2 separate regions of the Homo sapiens genome follow, and region 2 is linked to region 1. The links are chromatin contacts, found by Hi-C or POLR2A ChIA-PET in ENCODE. All regions are on one chromosome and are shown on one strand. The core of a region is the stretch at or near the end of the contact, and the rest is flanking DNA. Distances in the headings are between cores, read along the strand shown. Region 1 holds the start of MAGI3 (membrane associated guanylate kinase, WW and PDZ domain containing 3). Region 2 holds the start of PHTF1 (putative homeodomain transcription factor 1).

Evidence for each region. A loop is a pair of places that touch in the nucleus more often than their neighbours do. ChIA-PET counts read pairs that join two places held with the same protein, here RNA polymerase II (POLR2A). Pooled maps may share reads with other maps.
Region 2: a map of breast epithelium shows a loop between it and region 1 (14-fold over the local background). The contact joins the promoter of PHTF1 here to the promoter of MAGI3 in region 1. A Hi-C loop is called at or near these places in 9 of 168 maps with a recorded cell type or tissue (B cell, CD4-positive, alpha-beta memory T cell, MCF 10A and 5 more), 3 of 37 single-sample maps with no recorded cell type and 20 of 50 pooled maps. POLR2A ChIA-PET finds 5 or more read pairs at or near these places in 10 of 52 experiments (A549, Caco-2, HEK293 and 6 more).

The regions. Positions count from the first base shown.
Region 1 is chr1:113,388,017-113,393,966 of GRCh38, forward strand. MAGI3 (membrane associated guanylate kinase, WW and PDZ domain containing 3) reads left to right here and starts at 2,499. Exons shown (of 21, transcript NM_001142782.2): 1 at 2,499-3,333. The coding sequence starts at 3,018. RefSeq lists silencers at 831-1,075, 2,065-2,114, 2,145-2,504, 2,915-3,044, 3,105-3,264 and enhancers at 2,945-3,444, 3,495-3,544.
Region 2 is chr1:113,758,044-113,764,589 of GRCh38, forward strand. It overlaps PHTF1 (putative homeodomain transcription factor 1), which reads right to left and starts at 1,443. Exons shown (of 19, transcript NM_001323043.2): 1 at 980-1,443; 2 at 616-690. The coding sequence starts at 660. RSBN1 (round spermatid basic protein 1) reads right to left here. Exons shown (of 7, transcript NM_018364.5): 7 at 3,789-6,546. RefSeq lists silencers at 83-212, 846-1,165 and an enhancer at 1,316-1,895.

The DNA of each region.
Region 1 (5,950 bases), core at 1,249-3,748:
ATTTAATGAACTGTGGCCAATCCTATCTCTTTTTGCCAGTGACTGGTCTGATGTGGCATATGACCATTTTCTGGACAATAAGGAAGATTCTAAAGTCTGGGAAATATTTTTCTCCTTCATAAAAATGGGGGACAGCACTTCCTTTTCTTCCGTTCCTGCTCTGTGCAGTGACCTCTGTGGATGTGATGTCTGGAGCTATGGCAGCCACATTGCAATTAAGAGGTGACAAACCTGGAGACAAAAGCTCACATGCATGTGATGGCAGAGAGCAAACACAAAAAAGAGCTTGGGTCCTTGATGACATGATTGTACTGCTCAACTAACCCTGAAACTATCTGCACTTGAAATTTATATTGAAGATATAGTAAATGACCTCATGCTTTAAGCTACTGCCAAATATTCTGTTCCTTGAGGCCAAAGGCATTCTAACAGATGCAATCTAGACACAGAAAGATGTTTTCCCAGAGTTCCTGCAAAAACAGATGATGTGTAGGTTATGGAGATTTTATCCAGGAATCCATTAGTATAGGTAGTAGTTTAGAAAAAAAATACTCCAAGCTTTGTCTCAGATATGGTTAAATCTGAGCCATCCACATGGTGTCTGTGCTGAATATTTTCCCCTCAGATGCACTGTTTCCTTTTCTGAAACTGACTGATATGAACTATATCAAAAGCCTCCCTTGCCCTCTGGCGTCTGGTTGGACTTGGCCATTGACAAGCACCAGCAGGAGACTGGAGGAGGGTGGTGAGTTAGATATAAATCCCCCAGGTCCTTTGCTGGGTGTTTACTTAGGCTGACTGCATCCGTTGACTGAAGGTCACAGACTCCTGTCAGGTGGCCCTGTGTGTCTGGATTTTTCGGTAACTGTTCTTTCCCGATTGGACAGATCTAGGAGCTGTAGCCTCAGGGTTCCAGCTTCTCTTGTGGTTTCCCACACCCTGCCCACATCTTTGCAAAATGCCATTTGTTTCCTGCCAGGACCCTGACTGATACAATGGTGTCAACGAAATCACTGCAGCTATTGAAGCTTGGTCCAGTCTATCTGAGGTGTGGAGTTTTATAAGGGCTTTCACCTACTATTAAAGGGAGACAGGAGACTACACAAATAAATGTCATGCTGCAAAAGTGAAACAAAGATCATAGCTCAGAGAAAACACTTTCCACTTGAGGGCAAGAAATCAGAGAAAGCTACCTGGAAGAGCCGGCATTTGGGATGAGGACGGATAGGAGTTTTAAAAGAGATGAGATGAAGGGCATTCCAAAGACAGGGAAGAGTGTAAGTCAAGCCGGGGAAGAGAGAAAGCTCAAGTGAAATTTCTGAAAAATTAGAGCTGGAAGGGATCTACGATATCTTTTATTTAATGTTCGTTCTCCCTTCACCTCCTTTAACTGAGATTTGGCCAAGGTCAAACAGCAAGTAAGTAGCATGTCAGGACTCCAACCAGATCTGCTGGCTACCAGGTTAGTTCTTAATAATCCACCTTCTACCTCCACCCCACTCCCTCACCTCAGGCAGTCTGCTTACTTCTCAGTCTCTCCCACTAGACTGTAACCTCCTCAATAGCGGGGCTTCTGTTTTCTTCACCCTTGAATCCCAGTACCTAGCACAATATCTAACACAAAATCGTCATCGTCATCAGCAGCAGCAGCAGCAGCTACCAAACTTTAAGAGGCAACCACCCACTGTCAGGCACTATGCAGTTATTTTGTACATCTTCTGTAATCTTCACTTTTCACTGAGGACGCTGCGGCTCAGAGAGGTTGTCTAATTTGTCTTAGGTCATACAGCAGTGCCGGACTCTATTTTATAATATCTTTCATCAACCGGACTCCGAAGCCCTGCCTCAATGGGCGTTCAGTAACATCTGTTGAATGAACGAATGAACAAGCAATATCCACTCAATGCAAACTATCGGCTGTAACAGGCCACCCTAAAGGCCCCGGAACCTCGGCCGGCTCAGGACTCCGCACGTTGTCTTCCAATCTAAGCACACCGGCCCCTCTCTGCGCCCCGCACAGGCTCAGAGGCTCCGCCCGCGTCTCCGCCTAACTCGCCGGCCACGCCCCCACTTCGGGGAGCTCGGTCCCTCTCGGATTCGAGTTTTCCTCGGCTCCAGCCGCCGCGCAGAGGGCCTCTCCCGGCCCTGCGACCTACAGCCCCTTCCACTCCCCTGCCCCTCCTCTGCGCCCTCCCTCACTCTCCAAACTTCTTTTTTCCACCCTCTCTAAACTTCAGTCATTCTAGTGCCCGCCTCCTCCACTCGCACCGACCAACCAGTGGTCCCCATTCTCGTTGGCGGTCCGCCTCCTGCCCGCCGGGGGCCAATCCCTGGCGCGAGAGTCCAGGGCCGGGGCTCGTTCCCAAGCGCCCAGCCTGTGACGGCAGCGCGCCGGGCGCCGCGCGGCGGGAGGGGGCGGGGCTCTGGATGAGGGATGGGCGAGGGCCGGGGGAAGGGAAAAGGGAGGAGGAGGAGGTTGCGGCTGGTTTGAAAGCGGCAGTTTCCTGGCAGCTTGGGCAGGCGTTGGTCTCCGCGCTACAGCTCCGCAGCGGCCACGATCGATCCCGCGACGGGTCTACGCGCGCTTCTGCGCGCCCCCCACGGATTTTTCCCGTTCCCGGCTCTTCCCCCTTCACCTCCCCGCCCCCCCGCCTCAGCCTTTCCCGCCGCTCGGGCGCTGAGCCCAGGGACCAGCCGGCGGCAGTGACCCCGCCCGAAGCCCCTTCTGGAACCTCCTGGGGACAATTCCCTTTTCCTTTCTTCAGCCTAACCCGCGGTGGCCCTCGCGGAGTCCGGTCAGCCCCGGGGAGCGCAGCCGGGAGGGGCGTCCAAGGGGCGTCTCGCGTCTGGGAACGGCCGGGCCCCCAGCGGGCTGTGGTCGCGGGGTGGGGGCCGGAGCGGCGAGGCCCCCCTTACCGGGCTGCGCGGGCCGCCCAGGGCCCCCGGGCTGAGACGGGGCCGGAGCGGCGCCCCGGCCGCCCGCGCGGGGTCTCCCCCATGGTGCAGCGGGGTTCGGGATGTCGAAGACGCTGAAGAAGAAGAAGCACTGGCTCAGCAAGGTGCAGGAGTGCGCCGTGTCCTGGGCCGGGCCCCCGGGCGACTTCGGCGCGGAGATCCGCGGTGGCGCGGAGCGTGGCGAGTTCCCCTACCTGGGGCGGCTCCGCGAGGAGCCCGGCGGGGGCACCTGCTGCGTCGTCTCGGGCAAGGCGCCCAGCCCAGGCGATGTGCTGCTGGAGGTAAACGGGACGCCTGTCAGCGGGCTCACCAACCGGGACACCCTGGCTGTCATCCGCCACTTCCGCGAGCCCATCCGTCTCAAGACTGTGAAACCAGGTACGCCGGCCCTGCGTATCTGTCTCGGGGTGTTGGGGAGAGGGGCTTCAGGGTGGGCGTCCTGGGAGCGGCGGCACCTCCCCACCGCGTATTGTCCCGGGTAATCTTAGACCTCTAGGGTGTGCCAGACTCCTTGACGAGGGGGAGGGGTGGCGTTGGTGAGTCCCATTTTGCCGAAGGGAAAACTGAGCTCTGGCTTGGCGCGGTTGCTCTGCTAGCTGTGCTAGCTGTCACAGAATTGCGACTAGAAGCTGGGTTTCCTACATTTGTAGCTCCATCTCCCCCCGCAGACAAGAGTTTTTGACTAGAGAAGGCCAGCCTTTTCCTGTGTTGTGCAAAAAGGCCCTTAGGATTGTAACATTTTCTTTGGAACGATCTTACGCATCTTCTAACAGGGAAAAAGGGACTTTACTATAGAGGCACTTGGTGCCAAGGTTACCACCTGGTGTACCTGGAAGGGCTTAGCTGCTTCAGTGTTTCTTGCACTCTAGCAGACATCTCAGAGCTGACAGCCTAACTCTGTCAGTCCAGGTGGTTCAGGTGTCTGAGTACCGATGACGGTACAATATGTGATATGTGGCAGACTGGTGTGTTCTTGCAGGGAGCTGTTGAATAGAGTCTGGGTTTTGCAGGAAGACCTAGGTGCCTAGCGGAGTGAAAGCTTCTGTAACGCTTTTGATTTTACAGAATTTTGTTGAAGTGGTAGGTTAAAGGAGCCTCTGTTGCCCTGGTATCTTTTATGCTAGTAAAAATTGCTGCAAAGCACGTTATGTTTATGGCATACTCGTCAGTTTCAAAGCATTGATCAGAGACAGCATACAGTGAGATCTGATAGTATGTAGTAGTTCTTATGAATTTGTTATAGACAGCATTGTTGGTTTTGTTTCAGCATAGATAGAATGTGGTTCTGTCGTCTTAGATGTTTGTGGGAGAGAGAATTGTGATTGTAACATTATTAGAAACCAAACTGTTTTTCCTTAATGTGCTCTGCTGAGTATACGGTGCATCAAAATATAATGGGCTGGTTAATTGTTACCTGGGCTAGGTAGCAGTCCATCCCTTGATGGCAAAATGCTAGAAAATTCTGGATAAAAATTTAATATGTTATCTCCTTCTCATTTCTTTCTCAGCAGCTCGCTTTGGAAATATTAATATATCTTTAATAGTCCTTGAGCTTAATGGGGCTTGATGGTTTGTGGTGCAGTTTACATATGTCTGTGTATTGTGGATATGTATACACACAGACTCACATGCTCCTAAGGTCATAATTAAGATTTTCTTTCTATAGCGTATTCCATCGTATTCATTTTAAGTGTATGGGTTTATGTGGTGAGGTTTTCTTTTTATTGTTGTTAATTTTTTAAAACTTTGGCAGACTTTAAACAGCTTTTTCTGTATAGTTTTGAGAATTTGTAAATTTTTTTCTTAACTCTAACTTTTACAGCCATGTGTGAAAGGCAGAGGAAAGACTTTTGGGGCTGTAATTCAGCTAGTCAGGCACTGTCTGTAATATGCAAAAGGCTATATAGACAGCATTTACTAGTCTAGCTGCCAAATCTTAGTTCAAATCCCATGAGTTAGTGAATAGTGAGAACATCTGCATCATTTCTTTGTGTTTTGTTTTGATTCGTTAGGGCATAGATGAGAATATAACTTATTTTTAGAAATTTTAAAGTTGATATATTGACATGGAAGCTGGTGTATTCTAAATTATTGTGATCTTTTTTAGAAGACTGAAGAGATGGCTATTTCATAACATTAGTCTAATCTACCTGTTATACATTTTTCTCAACCTCTATATTATATTTAACAATAATTCAAGATTTAGAGCATTAGTAATATTAACTGTGTTGAATAAACATCCTATGCCCCCGTATGTAGTTGACATTATTAGAGTAATACAGTTTTGCCCTCTTGACAGCCACAGACACTGTTCTATTTTAAAGATTTAGCCAAAATAAAGGGAATAACGTATTAATGGCCACAGAACATTTTGTAGTCATTAGTAATAAAGTTCTGAATACTACACTTGTTTTTTGAAGAGACACTTTGTGTCAGTAATTTCTCAAGATACCATTATGTCTGTGTTATTTGAGATTAATATTGTTTCTAAGCAGGTTGTAATTTAAAATTTTTAATCTCTTTTAAAAATAGTATTCTTAGCTTCTTAATAGCCTCATGTTAGGTATTATATTAAATGGCTTTCTTAAATGGCTTTGCTTAAAAGCAACATTTGTTATAAAATAGCAAGATTTTTGCAGGTTAAACAGACTTTAAATACTAGAAATTAAGAATTTGAAGAGGTTATCTGTAGAACTTTTGAGTTTGATTAAAAACAAATATTATTTTCAGAAGAGACAAAGATTCTTTATTGTGATTCATTTTGGAAAGGATGAAAATAGAGTAAGGGAATTTAAAAAGAAACTTGCCATAAACATTGTTTTATTTTTTGCTTTTATCTAAACTTTGTGACAGAAATTGATTTTTCAATTTAATAAGGTATTGTAAAGTGTACTTAGCACTCTCTTGTCTTGACTAGTTGCTTTTTATTAAACCATATTCATAACATGACATTTAGAGACTAGCACAGTGAAAGAGTAAAATTTAACCATTTTTG
Region 2 (6,546 bases), core at 193-2,692, 370 kb after region 1:
TTGAGACCAGCCTGACCAACATGGTGAAACCCCGTCCCTACTAAAAATACAAAAAATTAGCCGGGCGTGGTGGTGGGCGCCTGTGATCCCAGCTACTCCAGAGGCTGAGCCCGGGAGGCGGAGCTTGCAGTGAGCCGAGGTCGCGCCATCGCCCTCCAGCCTGGGCAACAAGAGCGAAACTCCGTCTCAAAAAAAAAAAAAAAAAAAAAAAATCCACTTCTTAAGGAAAAGAGCACTAGAAAAACTAGAGAGGAATAAAAGATAAGGAACAGCTCAATAAGATTGTTGATAGTATCAATCTGAGCTGTGCACATACAGGTTTCATGTCTTTTTTGTTTTTAAGCAGTTTGATCAGAAGCAAACTTTCAAAGCATTGCGGTGGCATTGTGTATGCAGCCTGAAGGAGGTGGCTTGTAAACCTTATTCTGGGACCTGGAACCGGGTTTAAAAGACATAATGACCTTGTACATCTTTTTTTTTTTTTTTTCATTTATGTTGAAGTATACATGAACACCTGGCACTACTAAACTCGGGGGAAAGTAACATTATATTATTTGTGGGAGCTTTTTGCAGGAAGAATGCTTTACAAATAAAAAAAATATATATATGTATTACCTTCTTTTGGTACCACGATATAGCATCTCTCTCATTTGAGGCCATCTGTGTCTCCAGCCAGAGAATGGGATTTCACTGAAAATGAAGGAAAACCAATCGGTGAGTCCAGCTGCTGAAGGTTACTCTCCCAGTTTGGGTAGGACGCGAAAACCGCTTCTCTCAGCCTCTCCATGAGCTGCTCTTTCTCCAGCTGTTTGCCAGGGAAAACACAACAAACAAACAAAAAAAAACTGGCGCAGCGGCGACCGGAGAAGCCTCTGCAATATATCGGGCGAGCGTGTTCGTGGGTGCGGGGGAGGGGCAGGGGCCGCCGCTGGAGTCGCCCGGCACCCGCCTCCTTCGCTCGCCCGCGTCCGGCTCTCACCTAGTGCCCGTTGCCCCGCGGGCCGGCGCCCGGGACCTCCGTCCTCAGTGCCCGGGGTCCCACCGTGAGGCCGGGGGCGAGGCGGCGGGCCAGGCAGGCCGCATCTTCCCCTCCAGGCGGAGACGCCGGAGAGGCCGTTACCATGGAGACCGCGGAGGCCGCCCCAGCTTCGGAGGCAGCCGGCCGCCCAGCGCCCTGAGGGCGGCAAATCGATCGCCGGTCAGAGGCCGCCTACAGGGTCACGGACTGACCAGAAAATAAGCAGAGAATGAACTGGAAAATGAGGGGGATTAAAAGTGAAGGCCTCCAGTCGCCACGGCGACAGCAAAAGGCTTTGTGCCCAGCTGGAAAAGACAGGTGCAAAGGCCCCGGACCCCGAGAGCCCGGGAGCCCGGGAGGAGGAGGCGGCGGCAGCGGCGCTCGTCTTCTGCGGGCCGCGCCGGGATGCAGTGACTCAGCCGTCTGAGATCTGGGCTAGAGCCGCTCAGCCGACCACCGGGCAGCAGCCTTCGGCTTCCGCTTTCCGGCTTTCGCCGCCGAGGTGGCTCCGCCCCTGGCCCGGGGCCTTCCCGCCCAGCCTTGGTCCAGGCTCCGGGTCCGAGGGCCTGGGGAGTCGCGCGGCATATCGATGGCCAAGAGCAGCTCCCTCAGATCACCCTTCAGGCCTCAGCTTAAAAGTCACTTCCTCACAAACGACTCTCCCATCCAGCGGTCTAAAGGAGGTCGGTCCTGATACTCTAGTAGCTCACGTCTTTGTGGCACTCATTTTCGTGTTTCATGGCTTAATCTCTGTTCCCCAGTGGGCTGTGGGCTCCATGAGGTCAGAGACTGGGGCCTGGCACAAGCCTGGCACTTAGGTTCCCAATGTTTGTTGAGCGAACGAATCAATGTTTGCGTGAATTTACGCTGCCCTGGGAGGAAGGGCCAGGCTGCGGCTTAGTGACTCCCTTCCTCTCCCGCCCCTCAGCAGCTCTGGGTCTGGAGCTTTCTAGTGCTCAAAGGTGTAGGGGGAAAAGAGGAACAAGTATTGGGCAGTCACAGCTTTTTCCAAATTAGGGTAAAGTTAGGTGGCGGCAGGAACAGGTTAATTAGGGCCGATAGAGGTCAGGAGAAAGGAAAGAAAGGTTGAACCCTCAAGTGAATATTTAAGGATACGTTAAAAGGATTTTTAGGCTGCTTTTTTTTTTTTTTTTTTTTTGGCCATTAATGGAACACTGTCCCCTTACAGCCATTCTCCCCACCTTATTTGAAGCCGTGTTCTTGCTAGCCCACAGCGTGTAGCATCTGGGTCAGAGAAAGCTAATGACAGATGATAGCTTCACTTAAGAAAGCCTAAGAGGCGCTGTACTCAATGTTTTGCAGACATTATTTCTTCTTATCTATTGAGTGGGCACCAGGTGGAAGTTATCCCATTTCACGGATGAGGAAAATCGACTAAGCTAAAATAACTCCCACAGGACTAAGTTTTACAAATTACTTCACCCAGCCTGGGCGCAGTGGCTCACGCCTGCAATCTGGGCGCTTTGGGAGGCCTGAGGCGGAAATGTAGCTTGAGCACAGGAGTTTGAGACCAGCCTTAGCAACATGGCCAGACCCCGTCTCTTAAAAAAAAAAAATTAGCCGGGGGTGGTGGCGCGCACCTGTAGTCCCAGCTACTTCGAAGACTGAGGCAGGAGGATCGTCTGAGTCCACGAGTTCGAGGCTGTAGTGAGCTATGATTGCACCACTGCACTTCGGCCTAGGCAACAGAGACCTGTCTCAAATAAAGTAAAAATTATTTTACCCTTATTTTTATATTGCACACATTGGCAGTGGTTTCCTTCTGCTTTTGCTCCTTGACAGCTTTTCCTTTCCTTAGTGCTAAACATTACAATTCTGTTGAGCTTCAAGACAAATGGCCAACTTGAAAAAAGAGATAAATGACAAGTGAAAAACGTCGAATTTTGCACACGTAAATATTTAACCTCAATTACATTAATAGCAAAAGTACTTTACTTCACTGTTTGGCACACAGATTTTCAGGGAGTGTCTGGAGGAACTGAATCAGGTAAGAAGTATTAGAGAATAGTGGTAAGTAGTAAACCATTTTTCAGGTGCCCTGTTGGAAACTATTCAGTGCTTCCTGCGGCTACCAGCGAACAAGGTCTGAATCCTTGCTCCCAACCAATAATCTGTGATCTTAAGCAATTTATTCAACTAACAAGCCTGTTTTCTCACCTGTATTATGGAGATAGTCACCTTCTTAAGGATGTGAGGATTAAATGAGAAACCCTCATATAAACTGCCTGGCCCATGGCAGTTACTCAAAAAATGTGAAGTCCCTTTCTTTTCCTTTCCTAGACAGAACCAAAGGCTATCAGTGCTTAGGACAGGTACCTCAATTAAAGATAACTTCACACAAAAACTGATGAGGAAAGAAATCCATTTTGTTGTGTCACATTAATACATCAATGACATAAAAGTCTATACGCCATCTTCATTAATACTCAATGCACTTTCAAGAAAATCCACATCACCAGAATAAAAATTTAAGACTGTCCTCTTTTAAGTAGATACACACCAATTTAAGCAATTAAGAGGCATTAACTACAACAAATGTCAAGTGTATTTTTTCTTCTTCCCCCAAACTAATTGCATCTCAATATGGATGGAATTTTCCCCAGACATCTTTAGGAAAGAAGTCATAAGATTTTCTAAAAATTTTTTTTGAAGTAGTAGGGGATACAGTAGGTGAGGGATTCGTCCTCTAAAAACAGGTTCCAGGTATTTAGAACTCACATATGCTATGCATTTTGTGATGAAACACCAGTAAAGGACAAATCAGACTTTTTTTATTAAAAAAATACTTTACAGGAAAAAAAAAAACTATGCATTCCATTGTCCTATTTTACAAAGAAATAGCTTAACAATTTAACACACTTAGACAGCTACAAAAAAGCACTGTGTTAAAAGGATTATTCACACAAATTTAGATTTAAGACTATTCATTAAAAACCTTTTTAAAACACTCGTTAATGTCAATAAACAAACTAAGGCCACACAACGCAAATAGTCCGCCAGGCAAATATACATTTCATCTATATGCAAAGACCTCTTAGATAAATAAAAGCCACAGGAAAAAAAGTCTTAGCTGCCAATCAAAATGGAGTTTACTCACAGAAAACACTATTACATGAAAATTTACAACATGTGATAGTAGTACATAAGTATTTCTTTAGAGAGAATTGAAAAGTGCTATATTTTAAGAGACAGTGGTCTCAACTACATGCACAAGTGGATCCTAAAAAATGTATGAAGAAAATGGAAGGCCATAATATTTATGGAGAGATACTTGCTTTTAAAGCAACAAACTTTCAAGACAAGGATAGGTCCCTTACGTGCTAAAGAAAAACATTTGTACTGTGCATTTCCTCTACTTGCATGGCCAATAAATACAGCTACGACCTGTTTGAAAAACAAAACAGATGTGAACCTCTGGCATGTGCTAGCTAGTGAAAGGTTCTTTTTTAAAAACCTGTAGCAATGATAAAACAGATTAGAAAGATACAAAATTATCCTAAAGGCATAAATGCAAATAAATTTTTTATGGCAAATACAGATGAAAATATAATGGGCTAATTTATTAATGATTAAGAATATATTCACTAAGCGTTTTCATGGATTTGGGAGTCTTGTTCCTATATTAGCTTTCATTCTAGACAATTAATATTTATATAGGGAAAGGCAATAAGCAAGTTTTTTCCAGTCATTAAGTGTGACTTTTATGCCTAGTAAGACTGATGCAAGACATCTTTTCCTAAAGTTTAGTAAACAACTTTAATAAGCTCCTTTTTCCCCCTACAAGAGCTTGTAATATTAGTCAACTGGTATTCCAACTGTCTCTTAAGGGGAAAGGGCACTTTTCAAAAGTCTTTCACTAAAAAATAATAAAAGTACCAGTTAAACAAATTCTAAGTACTGAATAAGCAAATTAAAGGTACAATTAAACCTAGGAACCAATTTTTAGAGTTAAAACTTTGGAGGAGAGAACATACTATATAGGTTTTTATTATTATTGCTTTATGAATTTGGGTTACCACTTTGAATCATCATCCTACTCCTAGCATATCTTGGTATAGAGAATTACTTCTGGGGCAAGAGGAAGACTTTTATGCTTTTTAATGAATACCATGAAATTATTCTACTTTACTAAGTTAGGAATATTCATTTATTGGGTCCTTTCCATAAGCACATTTAAAAACCATCCCTCTGCTCCACAAAATATTAAAACTTATAGCCACATTGTGCAAGTAATCTCAAGAGCTGGCACAACGGATAATATACCAAAAAGGAAGATCAGCTTAAATTTCAGTTACAACTTCACTGCCATCACTACTTTAACAAATCAGAAGACGCCAGATTGCTCCATGCCTCACTCCACCAAACCAAATAATTTAATGATTTAGAAAAATTGCAATCATTTGTATCACTAAACTAGGATACAGCTTTGAAAGCAGTAAAAAACGCAAAACTTCTGCTTTTATACTCATCAGTCTTTAAAGCATGCTATTAAAATCTAATACTCACATAGGACATTCAGTTTTCAGATCACGTTACTAGCTAAATGTTTCTCTTCATTCTATTGCAATTCTAACATACAATGAATTTATTAGTACATGATTTTAAACATTTTTATTGTACTCTTTTAATGTGTTTATATTGGAGGTGAGGGTAGAATGTTTTATAAAAGGAAAATGGGGATTTGCTTTTGATTGTAGGTCTTTGCAGATCCGCTGGTTCCTGAGTGATAATACACAGTGCTGGCTGTCAGGAGACAGTCTCCTTGTTTATTAGCAATGACCAGCTTGGATGACAGATGGCATCTGCTGGATGGCAAGTGGGAGATGGGGAAATCGGATCTTGGAAGACAAGAAAAAATTAAAAAAAAAAAATTTTTGCTTTAACAGCCTTCTCTTCATGATTATTTTTAAAAGCAAATGTTGCCTGAGAAGAATTTTACTTTGCACAGCCTGGTAAAGCTCTTCTGGACAGAAAAATAAAAACAAGAAATAACCCAAACCCACACACTTTGTGATTAAACCCCTCCCCAACAAAATAACAAAAAACACCCTCAAAGGCAGGTCCCGTTAAAAACTAGTCTGGATAAACTGGAATTTACCCTAGAATTTATACCCAAGATTTAAAAACACCCCTGCAATAATCACATTACCTTTCATACCATTCTAATTACCTTATTTACAAAGATAACTAAAGCCAACATCACTTCCAATTCATAAATGGTTTACATTGAAATGTATCCCTATTTGTCTTCATCCTTTGTAACAGAGAATACATACATATACATATATATAAGGAATAATACAGATTCTAACTAATCACTGCAGTATTTGCTGATGGTTACTTTTCTATCGGTTTACACAGTGACCTCTATACTTTGCTAATATGCATTTAACTACACAACAATATTGCACAAAGTAATATTTATATAAGATTTAACCTATTTCAGAATATTTTAGAGAAAATTCATATTTGATATTTCAAAAGATGCAGCTAAGTTTTCATGGTGA